Linked DNA regions of Homo sapiens: region 1 is linked to region 2. The links are chromatin loops, found by intact Hi-C in ENCODE. Cell type or tissue: MCF 10A. All regions are shown on one strand. Links, peaks and the distances in the headings refer to the core of each region. The heading gives the core; the rest is flanking DNA.

Evidence for each region. Hi-C counts contacts between places; a loop is a spot of excess contacts. Peaks named below come from ENCODE experiments on the same cell type or tissue, not always from the same donor. Only the 100,000 strongest peaks of a DNase experiment are listed, where the experiment ranks them.
Region 1: a loop joins it to region 2, with 4 times the contacts of the local background. A loop is called at or near these places in 5 of 110 quality-filtered maps.

The regions. Positions count from the first base shown.
Region 1 is chrX:46,588,696-46,591,609 of GRCh38, reverse strand. The region is part of intron 1 of CHST7 (carbohydrate sulfotransferase 7); the gene reads right to left. Among named protein-coding and RNA genes, the nearest start is that of CHST7, 16 kb to the right of the region's middle. RefSeq lists an enhancer at 2,794-2,914. In MCF 10A, for the core only: no CTCF peak of the experiment used is centred there; a DNase peak (open chromatin) is centred at 1,439.
Region 2 is chrX:46,445,688-46,448,601 of GRCh38, reverse strand. KRABD4 (KRAB domain containing 4) reads right to left here and starts at 1,305. Exons shown (of 6, transcript NM_001129898.2): 1 at 1,256-1,305; 2 at 292-402. RefSeq lists an enhancer at 1,069-1,726. In MCF 10A, for the core only: no CTCF peak of the experiment used is centred there; a DNase peak (open chromatin) is centred at 1,361.

The DNA of each region.
Region 1 (2,914 bases), core at 299-2,798, 140 kb before region 2:
TGAGGTTAGGAGTTCCAGACCAGCCTGGCCAACATGGTGAAACCCTGTTTCTACTAAAAATACAAAAACTAGCTGGGTGTGATGGCGCACCCCTGTAATCCCAGCTACTGGGGAGGCTGAGGCAGGAGAATCGCTTGAACCCAGGAGGCAGCGGTTGCAGCGAGCCGAGATCGCACCACTGCACTCCAACCTGCGCGACAGAGTGAGACTCCATCTGAAAAAAATAAAATAAAAATAAAATGAAATATAGTGACAATACCAAATACTGTGAAGATGTAGAAAAATTTGATCTTTCAGACATTGTTGGTGGGAATGTAGAAGGGTACAGCTGCTCTCAGCAACAGTTTGGTAGTTTCTTATAAAACTAAACAGACACTTCCACACGATCCAGCAATTGCATTTCTGGACATTCATCCTAAAGAAATGAAAACTTATGTCCACACAAAAACCCATACACAAATATTCATAGTAGCTTTATTTGTAATAGCCAAAAACTGAAAACAATCCAAATGTCCTTCAGTGAGTGAATGGTTAAACAAACTGGTACAACCATACCATGAAATATTACTCAGCAATGAAAAAGAACAAACTATTATTAAACAAGACAACCTGGATGAATCTCCAGAGGATTACAACTGAGTGAAAAATGCCAATCTCAAAAGGTTACATATTATGTAATTCCATTATATAACATTATTGAAATAACACAATTATAGAGATGGAGAACAGATTAGTGTTTGCCAGTGAAAGGGGTGGGATAGGGTAGGGTATGTAATGATAATGAGGGTAGCACAAGAGAGTTTTTTTGTGTTGATGGACTAGCTTTGTGTCTTGATTGTAGTGGTGTTTACACAAATCTATATGTAATAAAATTACACAGATCTATACACACACACAAAATGAGTACACGTAAAAACTGCTGAAAATGGAATAAGGTCTGTTGTTAGATCTCACCAGTGTCAATTTCCTGGTGTTGATATTGATCTACATATAAGGTGTTCCTTTGGGGGAAGCTATTTGAAGGGTACACTGGACCTCTTGTACTGTTTTTGCAACTTCCTGTGAGTATATTATTTCTGCAGTGGCGTGATCATAGCTCACTGCAACCTCAAATTCCTGGGCTCAAGTAATCCTCCCACCTCAGCCTCCTGAGTAGCTAAGACTACAGGCACACCCAGCTAATTTTTTATTTTTTTGTAGAGACGGGATGCCCTTATGTTGCCTAGGCTGGTCTTGAATTCCTGGGCTCAAGTAATCCTCCCGCCTTGACTTCCCTAAGTGCTGGGATTAAAGGCATCAGCCACCACACTCGGCCTATATAATTATTTCAAAATAAAAAGTAAAAAAAAAAAAAATCTGTCATTGTTTCTTTGTGCAACATGTTGAGCTCTTCACTTGGGTGGCTTTAAAGACCGGAAACAAACTTGGCATTAACTCAGGATGGTTTTGTCAATGACTAACCAAGTGCTAAATGTTGCCAGGTCAGATCCCATTTCTCAACAAACTTTTATGGAGAGTACTACCAGCCCAACATCTGTACCCATAAGCACTCTTTTATATCCTTTTATTAAAAAATCTTTGTATCTACCCAAAAGGCTGCTTTTCATGCAGGTTCATATTTTTTATTGAATCGCTGGCAGTACAAGGTGAGGGAAGGAGAGATGTGTGCTCTGAAAGAACTATTGCTGGCTGCTGCTGGGGTATTTGAAGAACTTAAATGAAGTACCGCTAATTCAGGCAGGGCAACCTCACAAGGCCCTTTCTTTCTGCAATGGGTTCCTATTCCCCCGTGTTGGCCTCTAGTTCCTGAATGTCCCTGAACTATGTCAAGGATGCTTATATATCTTCCGGTTCTGACTTACACCTTCATGAGACCTGTAGCTCCCAAGTACACCCTAAGTAAACTATCAGCTAATTTCCTACCATTTCTCAATATTTTTGGTTGTGTTTAAAACATAAATGTGTCTATGAATTCTTACTGTGATGTTTCCTCAAACTCTTAAGTCCCCAGAATCTTAAATAGAGGATTAAGAATTTAATTCACTCTTTTTTTTTTTTTTGAGACAGAGTCTCTCTCTGTCGCCCAGGCTGGAGTGCAGGGGTGCGATCTTGGCTCACTGCAGCCTCTACCTCCTGGGTTCAAGCAATTCTCTGGCCTCAGCCTCCCGAGTAGTTGGGATTACAGGTGCCTGCCACCACACCTGGCTAATTTTTGTATTTTTAGCAGAGACGGGGTTTCACTATGTTGGCCAGGCTGGTCTCAAACTCTTGACCTCAGGTGATCTGCCCACCCTGGCCTCCCAAAGTGCTGGGAATTACAGGTGTGAGCACAAGGATTAAGAATTCAATTCACTCTTAATCCGGATCCCAACTCTTCTTAATATTATGGGGCCCTGTTCATAGGGAGCAATGAAATATTCATCTTTGGGTGCATATTTAGAACTCAAACCCTCAGTTTACCAGCCAGCTGCAGTTACCAAGTAGCTAGTTTTGTCCTTTTTTTCAGCTGCTAGATGTCTGACAAGGAAAAATTAAAATTTTAAGCTGCTAAACTTCTTGGTTACAACTGTTTCCACTTGCCCAGAATCTGGGGAGAATGAAAATGTTTGCTACTCTCTGTCTCACCTGAAACAATCATAGACCCTTCTGTTTATTCCTAAGTCAGAACTATTTAAAGACCTATCCTGTAATAATAGAAAATTCATAATAAAAAACTGTCTTCATGCAATTAATCTCAAGAATTATAAAGGTTTTTATATACCGTTGTTTTGAAAAGCACGCATAAAAGGTTTTTTGTAAAAAAAAAAAGTGACATTGAAATGTGAGGTCATTCCTCAATATTCAAATAATTCAAGAATTGGCTTTCACTTTAAAAAAAAAGCATGGTTATTTATTTAAAGATTGAAAGTCATAT
Region 2 (2,914 bases), core at 263-2,762:
CCTCGATGGCATCTGGAAGTTGAGCCAGCTTTGCTTTGTCTCAGCTGAAGTGAGGGACAAAGGCCACTATGGGTCCAGCTCTTCTAGGACCTGCTATCCTGTGAGCCTCCTTTCTCTGCCCTGAGGATCTGGGTCTGGGCTCTGGGCTGAGGCTTCTCCTCCAACTCGCCTCAGCTCAGCGTACCTCTCTTGTGTCCAAGGCCGCAGGACCAAGGGATTCAGAGACAAACACGCCCCAGTTGAGGCCATCACTATAGCACCAGATCTCTGCCTGTGACCCAGGGAACTCACCTCCTTCTGAGGCCTCAGCCTAAGTCTTCTGAGACTAAGTGAGGAAGCTGGGGCACAGATAAACTGGAGTCTGAAGTCGGTGAGCAGTGGTCTCAGGTCTGCACTCTGACCCTGGAAACACAATGACCACAGGAGATTCAATTAGCAACACCTATGCTCCCTTCCATGCAGTGAAGTTGAGTAAAACCCAAAGGTTTTACCCAGCAGAAGAGGGACAATGCCTCATTCTAGCTTTAAGAGTTAACATTGATTCACAGCTCAATTATCCTCAGTGAGCGAAACCCTGCCTTCCTGAGTCCGGGCTTTGGAATCAACTGACTGACTGCTGTGCCACTTTTATTCACTGAAGAAATGGGTGCCTTCCTTCCATGAGCCCGTTCTCCGTGCTGGAAATACATCAGGGAACAAAATCTCAAAGTCCCAGCTCCCGCAGAGTTTCTAGTCCAGCGGGGGAGACACACAGGAAACAATAAACATGATAAACGAAGCACAGGAAAAGAAAAAAAAGATTCCTCGGGTTTGCTACCTACGTGACTTTGGACAGGTTGTCAAGCCACACTGAGCCATTTTCTCTCTATAACACGAAAATAATCATCGTAACACCTCACAGGGCTCCTGTGAAGATTAATGTGAAACATTTGCAAGGTTGCCTGGCATTTTTAGGCGCTCAGGAAACAGGCGCGGAGTGACTCAATCAGTCACTCGCTGGCCCTGAACCTCGTCCCCAGCACTCACGCCCACAGGCCTGCGGGTCTCAGGGAACCGGACCCTGGTCCTGGCTCAGAGGGTCCTGAGAGCAAGGGGCCTGTCTCAGGCGGGGAAGTGGCCTGGAGGATGGGCTTTTGAGCTGGGCTGTAGAGCCACCCTGTCACCCACAAAGGCGTTCACCCATGGCCCCATGACCCCACGACCCCGTCAACCCCCGCCCCCATCAAAACCATCACCACCTCCGCGTCCCTCTTACTTCACCGCCAAGAGCCTGAAACCTCAGAGGCCGCTGACAACAGCCAGTGTGAACTAGGGACCGCCCTCCCGGGTCAGCGGAGCACTTCCGCTTCCCACCGCCCCCTGGGAACGCGGGATGGGGTCGGAGTGTGTCGCAGCGCCGCGCACGCGCAGTAGCACGGGGGTGGGTGCGCCACCGCCAATGGCCAAGATGGCGGCTTCCAGGGACCCCGTGTTTCTGATAGTGTTCGGCTTGAGGACAAAAGCGTGTGACCATTTTCCGTGGCGAGTGGTACAAAAGGCCCAGGGCGTCATCCCTTGCCGGCGAGAGGCGAGCGGACTTTCCAGCGGCCTAGCTCCCGCCCGCAGGGAGGCCGAAGTCCCCCTTGTCCCCCTTCTCCCATTTCGTCCTCCTGCATCGCGACCCTCCCAGTCGCTGCGGCATTGGGTGTTTGTGTCCCTCCGTCCTGAAAGCCATTGTTCCCGCTTTTTTACCCTCCTGGGAATAGGAAAAAGAGTCGCGCCTCCGGCGCCAATAGCGCTCGGAGGCGTGGCCATCTAGGGTCCAGGCTGGTCTCAGGGAACCCGACCCTGGGCCTGGCTCTCAGAGAGTCATGGGAGCAAGGGGTCTGGCTCAGCCGGGGAAGTGGCCTGGAGGATGGGCTTTTGAGCTGGGCTGCAGAGCCAGCGATCTCTTGAAATGAGGAAAGAAACCCTCATTCTGATTTTTCTCTACGCAATAGAGGGGCTCCAATTCCTGAGATCCTAGACACCCTGGGAGAATCTGGATTTTACTTTTTTGAAAACGCACTGTAAATAGCAAAGAGGTGTTTTCTGTGAGATTGCCAGCCAGTGGCAACATGGTCCCCTAAAAAGGCCTGTAATGGCCTTGAGGAAAGTTTTCTGTTTCCTGTCTGGGCCTGGGGGAAACAGACGAAGTGTGTTCTCCATCCTTCTGTGCCTGCCTAGTCACCAAGCAGGCTTCCTTGGGTCAGGCATGGCAGGGTCTCCACCAGGTACAAAGCAATCCCTTCTGTGCTGGAGCCAACTGGTGCCAGACACTGTTTATAGATGAAAGTGTTAAAGCTGATCATGGAATCCATCAGATATGTATTTAATTTCCATTTGAACATGGGTCTTTCTCCTTTTTCTTTTTCGCTTTCTCCTCTGCAGGTTAACTTGCATTCCCCAGGTAGTTTGAATGAGTCTCAGCCCAAATTTGCAAACTCAGTACAGCCATCCCCTGGGAAGTTACCCTGTCTAAGCCTCCTGTACAAGTCCTAGGAAAAGAACCTGTTTTCCTTTGGGCATGTGAGCAGTGAATTATTGCTCATTCAGAATTTCATGTGTATGTGTTGCTGATGGCCAGGTTTAGAGAAACCAACCTATTTATTTTTAGAGGAGAGGTGAACTGATAACATTCTTTTCAGACATCACTATCACGAGGCAGGAAAGGGCTAATAGTATGACAGTGTCCTGAGGACAATAGAGAAACTGCAAACTGCAGAAGCACCTGGTCTGTGGCCCTGACCAGCATCTCTCCATTTCAGGATATGGAGATTCTGCAGGAACAGGTATTTCTTCAGAAAGAGAAGGGACTGATATTTTAGATGTGACCAGATGCAGGGCACGCTCTTATTGCCATGCCAGCATTTGCTATTCATGATGTTAGTATTCA